Linked DNA regions of Homo sapiens: region 2 is linked to region 1. Evidence: read pairs that join two places in POLR2A ChIA-PET (ENCODE). Cell type or tissue: OCI-LY7. All regions are shown on one strand. Links, peaks and the distances in the headings refer to the core of each region. The heading gives the core; the rest is flanking DNA.

Region 1 (8,376 bases), core at 2,065-7,064:
AGAGCCGGCTAGGTGAAATGAATCCTTCCCAAGCTGCGGTAATCCCATCAAAGGGGAAGAAGGTGGGAAGGAACGAGGCGAATCCTTCCCCTTAGAGGTTAGGGAAGGAAGTCCTTTGCTCAGAATACAAACAAGTTTCCAGTGTAAGAAGGATTAAGCACGACTCTATTAACCTAATGCCTGCGCTGAGCACCAGCAGCTGCCCCACTCAGTACCAGAAAGCCTGGCAAAGCCTTTGGGAATATTTTGTTTGGGGAGATTTCCAGCTTCATGAGATTCTTCCTGATTGCTTTCTTTTAAAAAATGAATTAATTACAAAATGAGAAGTGCATGTAGTCTTGACTCCATCCACCCTCCAGAGGGGCCGAATGGAGGTTCCCCCTGGAGCCCGTGACAATCAATATCTAATCAAAACTCGTTATAAGAATAAATTAGCAAGCAACTCCTAAGCGCTTCCTGTTAGCTGGTGGTGGTTGTTCTTTTCTTTAAAGTTCAATAAAACAATTAACTTTTACATCTCAATCTAAAAGCCCCACTGCCAGGGAGCTTGTTTTTCAAAGGCGATGAACTGAGTGGGAACTCACTAGATGGAGAGAGAAATGAATCCCTCCCACCAGGGCAAAGCTGACAGCCAGAGGCAGGGCTGCTGCCGCCTTGCAAGACACACCTGGGCCTGCGCGCAGATGGCTTCGTTGGCCTGCGAATGCTTCAGATGAGGCAGACCTAAGGTCCCATTTTGGATACTGTTCATAAGGACACAGAAGAAAGAAGTTTGTATAAATGTCACTCTCTGAGACAGGTGAAGAGAACATTCAAAACCCAGGACAAGCACCAGACCAGGCGTTCAGCTCATGCGTTGTTTTTCAAGTTAATTACAAATGTGGTCCATAAACCCCCACTGCTGACTTGGGGGCCACTTCCTTTCCTTTTCTGGCCACAAGACAACAGTGGGACTTGGCTAGGAGGAGGGACCAGCCTCCCCTGGGTGGGAGGTCACTTGTCTCAGGGTGGGGGGCCCATAGTGAAAGACCAAGAGGGACAGCCAGGGCCTCCAGAGCGGCCACCCCAGGCAGCACCCCATGGGCTGCGACTAGCAGTGAAGCTCGGGTCCAACCGTGGAGAAGGAGGGAGAGGCAGGGTGCCAGGAAGGCCACCTGGGCAAAGTGCTGGGCGGCTCGGGCCAGAGGAGGCCAAGGCAGAGGGATGGGTCTGGGCCCGAGAGGTCAGGTGAGGTGGAGCTGGCACTGCCTGGGGAGAGGCTGTGACTGGGAGGCCCCTGGAGCCTTGTGCAGGAGCAGCGTCTGCGGGAAGGGCAGCTGAAAGCAGGAGCACATCGGGTGCCACCCAGTGGGGTGGAACAGCAGAGAAGAAGGCAGGTGCCCCAGGCAACTCCTTGATGTGTTTGCCTTGAGGAGGGGCCCAGAGGATGCTTCATGGGGACAAGAGGTGCCAGTAGAGGGGAGAGGCTGTGGTTTTAGGGAAGAGGACAAGAGGAGGGAGGTCAGAGAGATTGGGGTTGGCCTGGAGTTCTAGGGACCGCTCGTCTTTTCAAGACTTTTCTGACTAGACCTTCTGGAGAACTTTTTATAATTTCCACTTAGAGTTTTTCCAGAGGAGGAACAAGAGGCTTTGATGGGGACATCCAAGAACTGGTGTGACCTGGGGGATGGCGCTGTGCCTGGCAGAAGCTGTGCCCCAGGGGAAGGAGGCAGGCCCTAGTCCCCAGACTCCCCTCTTCTGCAGCTAGAAGGAGGATGGCAGGGCCAGGCAGGACACAGAGAAGAGCCAGCAGGGCCCATCCCCTCTAGGTGAGCGGGATCTCCGGGCCCCCAGGAAATGGGAGCATCCAAAGCAGCATTGACCACAAGGGGCAGGGAGGAGAGGCTGGAAAGGAGGTCTGTGCATAACGCCTCCGATTCCTGGTAGAACCTCACAACAGCTCGTTGACGGCGGGTCGGTGAGCATTTAAAGAGCAGCAGATTCTCATTCAGAGGCAGTGTGGTTCCATGGAAAGCAAAGCATTTCAGTGATGCGTGCTTAATTCAATCAGCTTACTTTACGCAAAAAGGATCCAGTGCCAGGAGTCCCCGGCCTGTCATGAAGGGTGGGGACAACGGTGTCCAAGAGCCACAAATAAAATGCCAAGGGAATGCTGTGACGGGGGCCCTGGAGGGCTTTGTGGAGGAGGTTGAAAGATTCTCAGAGCCTTCAACAATGCTCTGTGGAAGAATTTGGGAGGTTACATTGAAATGGTAGGTGGGCGAGGCTGGGGGAAAAAGGGAAGATTTCCAACACTTTGGATCTACAAGGACACAACAGGTTTTGTTTTTTTAAATGGCTGTGGCTAAAATCAGCTTCCTGGTAGCATCATAAATGGGGATGGAAACCCTCATAAGCCTGGTGTCAGTGGTGGTGGCACCTTGGTGAGCAGGTGACCAAATGGCCTGAGTGGTGACGTTAATCTACCTGTTCACTGGCTGTTGCCAAAGCGAGGCCTATTGGGACAGGTTTGCATTTCTTCTTGGCTTCTAAGACCAGGTTATGACAGACATCCTACAATGCAGGAGGAGCTGGACAGGAGGACAACATCACACCTGGCCCTGCCATCCTCCATCTCCAGAAGCCATGGTCCAGCAGGGAGATGCACGACTCATGGTCTTCCACGCTGAGTGGAAAAGCCATGGCAACGCGGGCACTGCCAGGGGTTTCAGGGTGCTCTGCATCTGTTTCTTAAATAAGACTGTCTTGTTAATCCTGAACATTCCAGCTGCTTTTGTCACAGTGTCCCCGGACAAGAGGGAGCCTGAGAGAGACTTAGAGATCAGGAGAAGCAAACCGGCCCACAAGTGTGATGGATGCTGTGTCAGAGTGTCTAGGATCCAGGAGCCCCGCTCTCCCCTTAGAGACGGATGCAGTTCCGTGCACACAGGCCCTCTTTCCTGTGTAGGGGAGGGGCATGCTGTCTGCACATGGCATGCTCCCTCCTGCCCAGGGAAGCCAACTGCCATATTAGCAAAGATGGTTTGAAAATGAACAAGAATCCCAACTTAAAATATATATATATATGCAGTCATTCCTTGGTATCCGAGGGGGATTGGTTCCAAGACCCCCATGGTAACAAAATCTGCAGATGCTCAAGTCCCTGATATAAAATAGTGTCGTATTTGCATAGAACTTACACAATCCTCTTGTGTACTTTAAATCATCTCTAGATTACTTATATATATCTAATACAATGCAAATGCCAAGTAAATGGTTGTTATACTGTCTTTTTAGAATTGGTATTATTTTTCATTGTTGTATTGTGATTTTTATTGTTTTTTAAAGTATTTTTTATCCTGGCAGGGTGCAGTGGCTTACGCCTATAATCCCAGCATTTTGGGAGGCTGGGTCACTAGACCCTAGGAGTTGGAGACTAGCCTGGGAGACAAAGTAAGACCCCATCTCTACAAAAAAAAAAAAAAAACGCTGGATGTGGGGTCGGGCACCAGTGACCTCAGCTACACGGGAGGCTGAGTCAGGAGGATTGCATGACCCAGAGGTCTAGGATGCAGTAAGCCGTGATCACACCACTGCACTCCAGCCTGGGTGACAGAACAAAACCCGTCAAAAAAAACAAAAAACAAAAAAAAACAAAGAAACATAAAACTGTTTTTTAATCCGAAGTTGGCTGAATCCATGGAACCCACAGGTGTGTAGAAGGACATCTCCCACAATGTTAAGTCATCACTTACCAGTGTCAGCTTCCTGATGTGGCTAAGTTTAGACACACACGCGGGCTCGCACGAAAGATCCTAATGTCGAATAAATTGGGGGGAAAAATCAGTTCAGCTAGATGGACAGATTCCTGGAAGTCTTAGTGTGCACACATGTGCTGTGCCTGTGCAGGAGGGCAGTGGGGAAGGCAGAGCCCCGTGTGAAGGGACATCTTTGACAACAAGAGCATTTCCAAAACCACCGGGGAAGTATGCATGTGCAGCAGGTGGGTTTCAGTTCCCTCCAGCGTCTCACATGCTGGAACGGTCTCTCCATCAGCTCTGACCCAGGCCCAGAGGCCTGACACTCCTGCTGAGTGCTCAGGTCCTGGTGGCACAAGCCTTCCCCAGTCCTGCAGCCTTCGGGAAGCGGCGGTGCCCAGGGCGCAGAGCTCTGGCGTTGCACTCATGGGCTTATGCTGCCCTCTAGTGCTGTGCTCTTGAAATAGCTGTGTGGCTTTGCCACTTAAAGCTGATGCGGAATCTAGGGCCTCGTGGGCCCTCTAAAGAAACTGCCTCATTGCATCAAAATCAATGCCCTGCTCTTCTAACAGACGCTCTCTAATGCCCTGTAATGAAACCCATACAGATGATCACCTATCTATGCTCCAAATCGCAAAAGATAAACATAATGTCTTAACTTTAATATAAAGTGGAAGTATAAGAACTTAAAGAAAAGTAGCTTTTATAGCATGGAACTTGTCTTGCAATGAGCTTGACCTACACTCACCAGAAGCAATTTCTTAAATACCCACTCAGAGGTGACACTGCTTCCGCTGAGAAACGCTCGTGGAAGGTCGGGCTGGCCAGCCTTGCTGTAAAGGGCCAGGTGGTGCATACGCATGGCTTTGTGGGCCATAAGCTCCCAGCCACACCTACACAGCCCTGTCATTGTGACGCAAAGGCAGCTGCAGACAGCAGCAAGTGAATGGGCATGGCCACATTCCAACAAAACATCATTTGCAAAAAGAGGCAGTTGGCTAGATTTGGCCCAGAGGTTAATGATTTGTGGATCCCTGGTCTAGAGCATCCCCTTCGGTTTACAGATTGGGAAACTGAGGCTCAGCGTAGAGGAGGGGATAGTGGTCACGACTAGGAAATTAGACCCTGAGCCAAGTCCACTGGCTCCAGCCCATCCATCCCAGCTCTTTGGCCGGAGCTCTGCGGGCTGTGACTCAGGTGGTCTCTCCTCAGGTGTACGGGGGAGGTTTGGTGACCCCAGGGATGATCCCAGGGAAAGGAAGGTCTGTGTTGGGCTTTCTCTGACAACGGCAGTTCCCTCCCATGCCCCCCGTCCTCCCCAGCTCTGATTCATTCATTCACTCAGGTCTCCACTGAGTACCAACCTGTGTCTGCCCACCCTGCAGTCATTCCTCCTGGCCAAGCAGCCTGTGCTGATCACAGCTCCCAACCCCTAGAAAATGAAAATAAAGATATGCAAATTACATCATTAGATTCAACAGGCAGACACTCGGTCAAATGGCTCTAAAAGTGTCTTGGCTCTCAGTTCCTCTTCTTGCTGCATGGTGGGATAGCAGATCCCGTGATGGGCTCCAGCACTAGCTCCAGGGCGGCCAGGCTGGCTCGTGGCCTCATGGAGGTGGGGACCAGGCAAGCTGGGGCTTGGTAAGGCTCCTGGCAACCCAGGGCCCATGGGGTGGCCGAAAGGGCTGTGCTTGTGTGTGTCCTTGTCCTCAAAGTCACTCACTGTAGCATCCCCTTGTCCCCACAGGCCCCTCTTCCCCGCAGGAACTCTCAGGATGGGCCGCCCCTGCACCACTGGGCTGAGAGGACCAGAGCCCAGGAACTGTCTGTGGTTCCAGGGTTGGGGAAGCTTCCAGTCATATGGGAGCTCATAAGGCCAGGACCCATCTCTTCAGCTAGGCTAGGAGGCCAGTCTGGTCCCAACCTCCTGGCTCCTTACACTGTCCTCATCCTGGGGGCCCAGGCTAACAACCGGAGTCAGATCCTGGAAGGAGGGTGTCTACTGGGGGTCTAGAGGCATGGAGATGGCTCCTGCAGGGGCTGGAGCTGGCTGAGGTCAAGGGTTCCCTCGGGGCCAGGGAACAAGCACCTTCTACTAGCCTCTTGGGGACCTGGAAATAGCAGACCAGGGCCCACAGACCTGGGCACTTGTCTGGCCCCCTGGATTTAGCCCCATGGTAAGTTGGGGAGGCTGAGGATTCACTTTTGTATCCTATTGCTGATGGAGCCTGTCAGACAGACACAGCAGGGATCTGTGATGGCCGCGCTCCAGAAACCCAGGAGCAGGTCTCGGGGCTCTTTGAGAGGCCCTGTGGTGAAGCCAGGCTGGGATCATGAATCAGCCGGGACAGGCAGGGAGGATCTGGGATTCTGGAGCAGGAGTAGTGGCCTAGAACAGGAGGGGGCCCAGCAAGCCCAGGTCCAGGCCCCACATTTGACAGAAGGAAGCAACGCTGCCCCCCAGGGGAGCGGCCTCCAGAATTTCAGGAAGCGTCAGTGTGTTTGTCTGCTTGGGCTGCCTTAGCAAAGGTCACAACCTGGGAGGCTCCAAGCAACAAAAGTTTACTTTGTCACAGTCACGAAGACCAGAAGTCCCAATCCAAGGCATCCGCAGGGCCATGCTCCCTCCGAAGCCTCTGGGGGTGAAGTCTTCCTTCCCCCTCGGGCCAAGCCCCGGTGCTGCTTGGCTGGAGGGGCATCGCTGCACTCTGCCTCGTCTTCACACACCTCTTCCTCCCAATGTCTGTCTTCACTCAGCACTCTCCTCTATATGCGTCTTCATGTCCAAATCTCCTTCCTCTTATGCAGACACCATCACATTGAATTGGGGGTCCACCCTACTCCAATATGATCCCATCTTAACTCGACTAATTATATCTGCAATGACCCTGTTTCCAAATAGGGTCACATTGACAGGTGCCAGGGATTGGGGCTTCACCATTCCCTTCTAGGGGATGTCATTCAGCCCACACCAGCACAGCACTCCCCAGGTTCCCCTGAGTGGGGCAGGCGTTCCCCGGCCTCAGGCTCATCTGTGGAACACAGGCCCTGGGACACACCAGCTAACTCAAGAGTCTCTTCCTGGACAAATATACAAGGGTAGGCCGGGCATGGTGGCTCATGCCTGTAATCCCAGCACTTTGGGAGGCTGAGGCGGGCAGATTGCCTGAACTCAGGAGTTCGAGACCAGCCGGGGCAACACAGCAAAACCCCATCTCTACAAAAAATACAAAAGTTAGCCAGGCATGGTGGTGCGCGCCTGTAGACCCAGCCACTTGAGGGGCTGAGGCAGGAGGATGACTTGAGCCCAAGAGGTTGAGGCTGCAGTGAGCTGACATGGTGCCACTGCATTTCAGCCTGAGTGACAGAGCAAGGCCCTGTCTACAAGAGTTCTCTAAAACCTACTAATTCTCACTGTTATGGGCAGGCTTCCAAAAAGAAGCAAGTCAACATCTGTTCATAGGTAACATGGCACTGAAGGCAAAGGCCATCTCTCATTCACCTTTGTGTCTCCCATGGTGCCTTGCAGATGCTGGTGGGCCAGTGGCTCACCCCAGAGGCCCTGCAGGTGCTTTTTAAAGGAGTAGTGCCCAGGGTGGGAGTAGTCTGAGACTCCCCATGGATGGGCTTCTAGAGTAATCTATCTGTTTACTCATCCCTGTTTCTGAGGCAAATGTTTCTCCCTCAACGAAGGTTCTTTTTCTACCATGATGGACTTTCTGAAATGCAAAGCCTCTTCATACCTCTGGTTTTCATCCTTTGTCGACAAAAGAGGTAAAATTTTCAAGACTTGTTGGAAAACTTGTGCCATTTGCAGATGAAGGAGGTGAGAATTAGTTGAGTTCTTAAGAAATCTAGATTTCTGCTCAAGCTCTTCAGAATAGTAATTCTTTACCTTTTAAACAAGATTTATAAAATTACTTTAGAACTGTAAAAATGTTTCTGAGAAAACACCAGAGGTGTTTTTAGATTTCTGTGTGTAATACATTCACCATTAATGTTATTCACAATGTTCTTTTTGGCACAGTATTCTCAGATTAATGCGATTATTTGTGAGGTTTAGCCACAGAACCTTGTTGGAAAACTAGACAGAGGATGAAAAAAGGGCTTCATAACACAAAGGTGAGACAACAGCATCCAGCCACAGTTGGCTGGAGTCAGTCTGGCTTTTAGACCTTGGGTGGCTCAATTTTTTATTTTCCTGGACCTTGGTTTGCTCATCTGTCCAATGGACATAGCAGCAGTACAGCCTTACAGGGCTCATATGGTGGTTAAATGAGAAACACAAGAAAGACACTTAGTGGCGTATGGAACAGCATTCTAACCACAGACTTCAAGGTCAAAATCCAGGATAGTGAAGGCCTTGGCAAGGGTGGAAGGGGATGGAACCAAGAAGGGGTAGGAACTCGACTTCCACGTATTCGGTAATCTTGATTTCCTTTTTCTCCCTCTCTCTTTTTTTTTTGAAATGGAGTCTCACTCTACTGACCAGGCTGGAGTGCAATGGCATGATCTTGGCTCACTGCAACCTCTGCTCCTGGGTTCAAGTGATTCTCCTGCCTCAGCCTCCCAAGGAGCTGGGACTACAGGCGTGCACCACCACGCTTGGCCAATTTTTGTATTTTTAGTAGAGGCG
Region 2 (8,376 bases), core at 1,945-6,944, 97 kb before region 1:
CCTGGGTGACAGAGCAAAACTCCGCCAAAAAAAAAAAAAAAAAAAAAAAAAAGAAAGAAAAGAAAAGAAAACAATAGAGATGATCAACAGAGCCAAGTGTTGGTACTTTGAAAAATAAAGAAAGCAGGCAAAAGGTCAGAAAGATGGAGAGGAAAGAAGGAAACAAATGAACACTCTTGGAAAGATGAGTCCCTCCCACCATTCTGTCCCTGAGAGGCTGGTTGTCCTCAGAAGCCCAGTGCCATACATTTTCTCTGCTTGCTCCACATCTGTCTCCAAGGGTCACACTGGTGTCTACTACTGCTTCAGCTCATCTCCTGTTTCTTCATCCTTTCCATCGCTCCTAAACATCACACATGGATATCCAACTGTCTAGTGGACATCTCCGCATGGACGTCCTCCTAGAACCTCCACCTCACCATATCTGAAGCAGAACTCATCATCTCAGAGGCAAGAGTTTCAATACAAAGGTGGGAACCAGATAGTTTTAAGGGACTAGGAGGTGAGGCAGTGGGGTGGGGTCTGAGGATGTGGACAAGTATTTTAAGTGCTGATCCCAAAGAAGATGGAGGAAAACGAGTTCAAAGTTTGTTTGAATTTTGCTTGGTGTGTAGAGTGAGCAAGTTTAAATTTAGAGGATAAAGGACCAACGGAAAGGAAAAGTAAAAAATAGAGACAAGACGGGGAATCCTAGATAGAGAAAGACCTGGGAGAGCAGGAGGCAGCTTAGAACCCAGGGAAGGGGCTGAGCTGGAAGAGGAGAAGGCCACCTCCTCCTTTTTCACTGGAGGGAAGGGGCTAGAAGGATGCAGTCACCACCTCCAGCAATGGTGGAGGAGCTCCCATCTGAGGCTCTGCCTTTCTCTGAGAAGCATAAGGTGAAGTTACTTGTTGAGAGGTATTAGGTTGGCATAAAAGTAATTGCAGGTAATAGAAGTTAAGTATGAGAGGGAGTGAAGGAAGGATTTAGAAGGGACGGCATAGAGGAATATAGCGGTGAATGATAAAAGGAGGTGACTAAATAGCCCTAAAAGTTCTGGGGACTATCACCAAGGGTCCAGGCAAGGGCAAGAATAGGTCCCTTATTTGGGTCTAAATCCTAGTGTCAAGCAGAGAGGGGCAGAATTATCAAGGCTCTATCTAAAAATTAAAAGCTATGTTATCTTCAAACGATTATTTCCAATTACAAACTATGAAGTTGTATTGGTTTAAAGTGATCTTAAAATTCAAGCATTTTAGAGCAAGAAGGACCCTTTGACACCATTATTCCAGAAATGGCAAATCCGTTGCAGGCGTTTCTCCCAGAGAAGACATCAGTAATCTGTCACTGGATGGTTACCTGCCCTGTCTTCAGAGCCTTTCTCATCATTGCTTTTCAGGAAGTCATTGCCTGTCCATCAGAGTTCATATGTGTAATTAAACCTGTTTCCAGCCATGATAATATAAATGAAAACTGAAAGAGGTCAAGTAATTTGTTCAAAGTAGGACTACTGCTTAGTGGCTCAGCCATACAAAGACTCTAGGTCTCTCCATTCAGTCTGCCATCTGTCATTCTGATGTGCTGTGGAAAAGGTGGCAGACATCTCTGTATTTCAGCAATAACTGTATAATAGACCCAAATCTCCTTGAATATCCTGGTTCCAGCATTTTGTGCAAATTGGACAGACATCTTTGAAAAAGTCAAAGAAGCATTAAGAAAACCTCCAAAGGATGAGCATGGTGGCTCAGGCCTGTAATCCCAGCACTTTAGGGGGCTGAGGCAGGAGGATCACTTGAGCCCAGGAGTTCAAAAGTAGCCTGGACAACATGGTGAAATCTTATCTCTTCTAAAAATACAATACAAAAACTAACCAGGCGTGGTGGTGTGTGCTTGTGGTCCCAGCTACTTGGGAGGCTGAGGTGGGAGGATCATCTGAGCCTGGGAAGTTGAGGCTGCAGTGAACTGTGATCATGCCACTGCACTCCAGCCTGGGGAGCAGGAGTGACACCCTGTTTCAAAAAAAGAAAAAAAAAGAAAACTTCCAAAACAGAAGTGCTGTTGGCCCAGTCAGGCTTGGTTTTAAATGGCCACCCAGGCATACCCTTTGTGTTGGAAATTTCAGTTGCTGCTTCATATGAGTGTCTCTGAAAGTTCTCTCCTAAGTGCAATTCCCAAGAGCTGATATTTACATGTCACAAATGAGCAACACTCTACTTTGAATACTTTAAATTTATTATATAAATTTATATCATCCTACCAATAATCTTATAAAGAGATATATTATTTAATTATCTCATAATAACATATCCAAGTAGATATTATTTATTGAAAAGATAAGGAAACTGAGGCACAAGGGGCTTGTCAAGGGACTTGCAGAGAGGTCACACAGCTGGAAGGTGACAGAACCAGAATTCAAGTTCAGGCCACCTGATTCAGAGCTGGACCCTGAATAATCCTTAACACATCCTCTCAGCAGAGTTCATAAGCCATGACCAATAACATATTTCAGCAAGTATCTTCTGTTTTAAAGGTCATCCTGGGTAGCTTAAAATTTTTTCTTTACCTTAAAGAAAGAAACTATCAAATACAGGATTAGAAGCTACTGATGTTCCTTCCTTTTTAAAAAAAAGACAAATTTCAAAACAGTGAGTCTGTAAGCATTTTAGTCACCCTGGCCTTCAAGAACCATGTATTTTTTAATATGCTTGGTAGGAGCTACACACTTTGTAACAAATAGTTCCCTCAAAAATCTCTGAGTTATAAAGATGTGAACATTAATCTGACTGAAACTTGATGGTACGATAATACCATCTGATGACTTTCCAGTGTGGGACCCTTATGGATAAGGGGGCCATGCTGCACTCTTGGTCATTTTCATCCAATTCCAACAAAGACTGGGAGAGAAGAGCAATCCTTCTGTTTTCTTTGATTGTGCACATTCCACACAGTTCTTTATTGTCTTCCAACTTCTCTTTTTCCTGCCATTTTCAGTCTAGAGAGAGGTTGAACAAATGGAACTCCATGCCTGGGCCAGTGTGAAACTTCCCTGTTCTCTTACACAACTCTGCTAAAAACCAAGCTTGGGTGATCCTGGAGCCAGTTCAATGTTTCCCTCTAACAGCGGAGTTCAGCACTGCCGCTAGGAGAAGGGACTCTGCACTTCACAGCACTGCAAGAAAGAGGAAGCCCACATACTGAGTTCAAGTGCTCTCTCACCCAAACCTGGATCCTCATTTCACCAGCTCTCTTTTAACAGCCAGGTCTTGGCAAAGTCTCTAGAATAGAAGAGGCACTTCTCTCTGGGGACAAGGAGTAGCGAAAGATCATGACTTATTGGAACTAAAGGCAGAAACATACTTGCATGCTGCTGAAGAAAAAATGAATCTTTTATGGAAGTTGTTTAATAAGTGCATCTTTTTAATCACTTCCTTAATTCACCAGTCCACCAATTGATATCTGAGATGGTATTTGAGGATCACAACAGAAATGTCATACATCTTAGCCTCAACTTTAGAACTTAGCCATAATTAGTCCACCAAGTTCTATCGTCTTCATTTTCTTGTGATTCTCTAGCTATTCCAGAGAGCATAAGAATCCTGGTTGTTGTTTTTGTGTGTGTGTGTGAAAACACATATATCTATTGGGAAACTTAATACCCCTGGCAGTTTGCCAAATGCAGTGTAAGAAGAGTTACACAAAGCTGACTTCCCCTCTCTAGAGAGTATCATTTGAGAAGGGCACATGGATGTGAAGTCACCTGTGCTCAGTAGAGACAGAATTGGGATAACCAACATAGGTATGGAAAGTCATTGTCTTTAACACACACGGACCTATTGGCAAAAGGGCTAAGAGTAGAAAATAAAGAATGAGGCCATAGGAGAGCCAAGTGTTGATTTAATCCATTTTAAATCACATATAACTAATCAAACAATGCTTCATTAGCCAAGTTCAAGGTTTTCCTACTTTGTCATTTTTAATTGCTAATTAAGTATAATAATATTTACTTCTCAATACCTATCACCTAAATGATAAGCTCTTTTCAAGTAAAAGGCAAAATCTAAGGAAATCTGTATTTAGCTCAGTTATGTTTGTTCTGCATTTTATGTTCCAGATCATTATTTTAGTTAGTTACATTATTATTACATTATTTTATACTGTATTATAATGTAATAGCTATTACATTATTTTAGTTAGCTACATGGGTACATGACATCGCCTGTTACGTCAGAAACTCCATAAAGGAGGAAGGAGGAACCTTGCCTTATTGATCTTTGCATAGGGGCCTTGTCTGAGGGTTCCTAGGAGGATGTTCAATCGGTGTAGCCAGGTGGTGGGTATAAAGGAGGCTGTTGTTCATCTAGAACAACTGAGTCCACCACATAGAGGGAGGAGCTGGCCATCCTGCTGAGTTACCCTGCTGCCCACCACAAGGAGGCAGAAGAGCAAAGCACGTTGGGCCAGGGAAGACCACGTCTTGAGTGACAAGTGGATACTAGGCGCTGTGCTAGCAGCGTTTTGTTTTTTCTCGGTTCTCCTGGAAGACTCACAACAATATCACGCATCTCATAGGACTTTGGAAAGACTCTATCAGGAACACACCAAGAGCACCTGGGGCAGGCTTGCTGGAGCCAGGCCCTGCAAAATAATGTTTTTCCTTGGCTCCACCAAGGGCTTCCAGGCCTGCGGAGTGTCCCCAGGTCTCCTGACCTCCAGCTCAGCGCCTACTTTGAAATGGAAGCTCCTCTACCTCCTGCTCACTAGTCCCCTGACTGCCCAGCCTTACCTGCTGGGACCCTCCCAGCAAAGCCTACTCTTGATCCCCCTCCTGACTGCTCTCTAGAGCCCTCTGTATCCCATAGGTGCAGACACAGAAAGAGAAAGCTGGGGGAATGGCATGCATGGTGCCCTTCACGCTATTGAGCAGAATTTTATTGCTTTGCTGGAAAGTTTGGAGAACAATTAGCAATTGATTCAAAAGAATACAAGTTGTACAAGGCAGAAAATATAATCTTAGAATTTTACAAAGTTCAGCTATAAATAATAATTAACTTGTTAAAGTAATATGAACAATGCACATTAATTTAACCAAAAATCATAATTTGAATGGAAGAATGGGGTCAAGAAGTGGAGGTGAGGTAGGGGTGGGACCAAATATACGCCTATGTTGTAGGAGGTCAAAGGAAAATGTCTAAAAATTTTTTAAAAAAAGAAAGAAAGAAATGGCAGTGAGGACATATTATTTGGAAATACGAAACAAAATACAAAAAAAAAAAAAACCCAGCTAGAAGAACTATAAATACAGCTGACCCTTGAACAACCTGGGTTTGAACTTCAGGGTCCATTTATACATGGATTTTCTTCTACCTCTGCCACCCTTAAGACAGCAGGACCAGCCCCTCCTCTTCCTCCTCCTCCTCAGCCTACTCAATGTGGAGATGATGAGGAAGAAGACCTTCATGATGATCCACTGCCACTCAGTGAATAATAAATACATTTTCCACTGCCACTTAGTGAATAGTACATATATTTTCTATTCCTTATGATTTCCTTAATAATAATTTTCATTTCTAGCTTATTTTAAGAACACAGCATATATTACATATAACGTACAAAATACGTGTCAATCGACTGTTTATCAGTAAGGCTTCCAGTCACCAGCAGGCTATTAGTAGTTAAGTTTTGGGGGAGTCACAAGTTATACATGATTTTTAACTGTGCAGGAACTTGGCACCCCTGATCCCCTCTGGCGTCAACTGTAGTTACCACCTAGGATTTGGACTTGAAAATGGGAGGAAATTAGGGTAAAAACTTTTATAAAAGCTCTGTAGCAATATTTAGCTTTCTAAAATATAAGCATATATAAGCTTGATGAAAATGAAAGTTAAGGAGAATGGAAAGTCCAGTACCCACTCAGAGACTTCCGGGTGCTTTGCATCCTTGCATCTTCAGAATTCTGTCCCCTTAGCTGTTTCTGGGCATCTGCAGGCCACAGAGGGGACAGTGCTTCATACCTCAGAGCAGAAATCTGAGACTCTAGGATTGGGCATCTGTTCCTCAAATATCCCTCTGCCCCTGGCTGCGGAAGACCATGCCTGCCCCCGTGGATGCGGGCTCAGCTGGCCTCAGCATCTCATTTCCCAATCCCGTGTCTTTTCTCATTATGTTCCTATCCTTGAAGATTGCCTCCAGCCATCCCAATTCGCTTCCCTCTGTTGTGCAGAAGGTTTCATCTCTCTTGGACCTTATTCCTCAACACTGCTCCTAGCTCCCATTAGGACATCCAAAGCCTATCAAGGTTGCTGAGATGATGAGGAACCCATGGGCTTGTGCAATGCATGTCCAGATAGCAAGCTGTTCTGAGCTCTCCAATATTTCATGGTAAGTTACCTTCTCAGCGTCCCCCTCCCCAGTTAACACTTCCCTTACAATCACATTTAGCTATTTTTAGAATTTTTCTTGCTCCTTTAGAAGATCCACCTTCTGGGAAAGCTCCTGAAAGTTTGAAATGCTCTCCCCTCCCAGGTTCCCTCCTAAGTGCCGACCTTCTGAGGCATTCCACACTCCAACCCCTTCCCCCCTTGCCTCTTCCTTCCATGTCTCTGGGGACTTTGCTTTCTCTTGTGTTCTAATTCCTCAGCTTCTGCACCTCTTGATTGGCCCTTCTTCTCCTACATTTTGCTGACGTTCCAAAAAAATTCCCTTTTCTGCCCTCTATGAGGTCTCCATAAAGAGTGAGATCTGCTCATCCCTCTATCCACTTCTTTTTCTTTTAGAGCAGTTTTAGATTTACATAAAAGCATGAAGATAGAACAGAGAGTTCCCATCTAGCCTGTAACCAGTTTCTCCTGTTACTAACATCTTACACTGGTATGGTACATTTGCTACAATTAATAAACTTTATTATTAATAAAAATTATTAATACTTTATTATTTTATAGTTTTACCTAACGTCCTTTTTCAGTTCCAGGATCCCATCCAAAAAAAACCCACATTACATTTAGTGATCATGTTTTCTTAGCTTTTTCTTGCTGTGACAATTTCTCAGACTTTTTTTTATGACCTTGGCAGTTTGAGGAGCACTGGTCAGGTATTTTGCAGAATACTCCTCAGTTTGGGTTTTCGGATATTTTCCTCACAATTAGGCTCAGATTGAGTTATTTAGAGGAAGACAGCAGAGATAAAGTGCCATTTTCATCACATCATATTAAGATTTATCACAATGATTTATCATCATGTTGACCTGTAACTTTAATCACCTGCCAGAGGTCATGTTTGTCAGGTTTCTTCATCGTAAAGTTATCCTTCTTCTCTCCCACACTGTCCTCTTTGGAAGCTATTTTTTACATATGTCTGTCTAATCATTCCACCACTATTTATTGAAAAGACTGGACTTCATCCATTTGAATTGCCAAAAGATCAGTAGATTATACTTGTAGAGGTCTATTTCTGGGCTCTCTATCATATTTCATTGATCTATGTCCCTATTCTTTCTCTAATATTATGCTGCCTTGATTACTTGATTTTATAGTAAGTCTTGAAATCGGGTAGCATGAGTCCTTCAACATTGTCCTTTTTCTCAGCATTGTGTTGGCTATTCTTGTGTTGACATATAAACTTTAGAATAAATTTGTCAATATATACAAAAATAGCTTGCTAGATTTTGTTTTTTTGTTTTGTTTTGTTTTTGTTTTTTAAGACAGGGTCTCACTCTGTCACCCAGGCTGGAATGCCGTGGTGCGATCTTGGCTTACTGCATCCTCAGCTTCCTGGGTTTAGGTGATCCTCCTACCTCGGCCTCCCAAGTAGCTGGGACTACAGGTACACACCACCAAGCCTGGCTAATTTTTTGTATTATTTGTAGAAATAGGGTTTTGCCATATTGCTCAGGCTGGTCTCAAACTCCTGGGCTCAAAAGATCTGCCTGTCTCAGCCTCCCAAAGTGCTGGGATTACTGGCATGAACCACCGCACCTGGCCTTACTTGCTGAATTTTGGGATTGCATTGAGCCTCTAGAGAAGATAAAATTGATATCTTAATATTGTGTTTTTCAGTTCATGTATATGGAATCTCTTTCCATTTTATTTAAATCTTTCTTGATTTTTTAAAATCAGAGATTTTTAATTTTCTACATATAGATCCTATATATATTTTGTAGGATTCATATACAAATATTTATTTTTCCATGCTATTACAAATAATATTTTTTATTATAATAGTTTTTATTTCTATTTTGTTTCTGATATTGGTAATTTGAGTCTTCTCTGTTTGCTTGGGTAGCCTGACTACAGGCTTATCAATTTTATTGAACATTTCAAAGAATCAGATTTGCATTTGATTTTCTCTATTGCTTTCCTGTTTTTAATTTCACTGATTTTTCACTCTAATTTGTGTTATTT

What was found. ChIA-PET counts read pairs that join two places held together with the same protein. Peaks named below come from ENCODE experiments on the same cell type or tissue, not always from the same donor. Only the 100,000 strongest peaks of a DNase experiment are listed, where the experiment ranks them.
Region 2: POLR2A ChIA-PET joins it to region 1 with 5 read pairs; 3 of 35 experiments call an interaction of 5 or more read pairs at or near these places.

Annotation. Positions count from the first base shown.
Region 1 is chr10:127,849,993-127,858,368 of GRCh38, forward strand. No RefSeq gene overlaps it. Among named protein-coding and RNA genes, the nearest start is that of CLRN3, 39 kb to the right of the region's middle. RefSeq lists a silencer at 4,098-4,177. In OCI-LY7, for the core only: CTCF peaks have their summits at 4,184 (motif pointing left) and 4,385; DNase peaks (open chromatin) are centred at 2,929, 3,999, 4,629 and 5,249; H3K4me3 peaks cover 2,257 bases; H3K27ac peaks cover 2,582 bases.
Region 2 is chr10:127,752,819-127,761,194 of GRCh38, forward strand. No RefSeq gene overlaps it. Among named protein-coding and RNA genes, the nearest start is that of FOXI2, 20 kb to the left of the region's middle. In OCI-LY7, for the core only: a CTCF peak has its summit at 4,434 (motif pointing right); no DNase peak of the experiment used is centred there.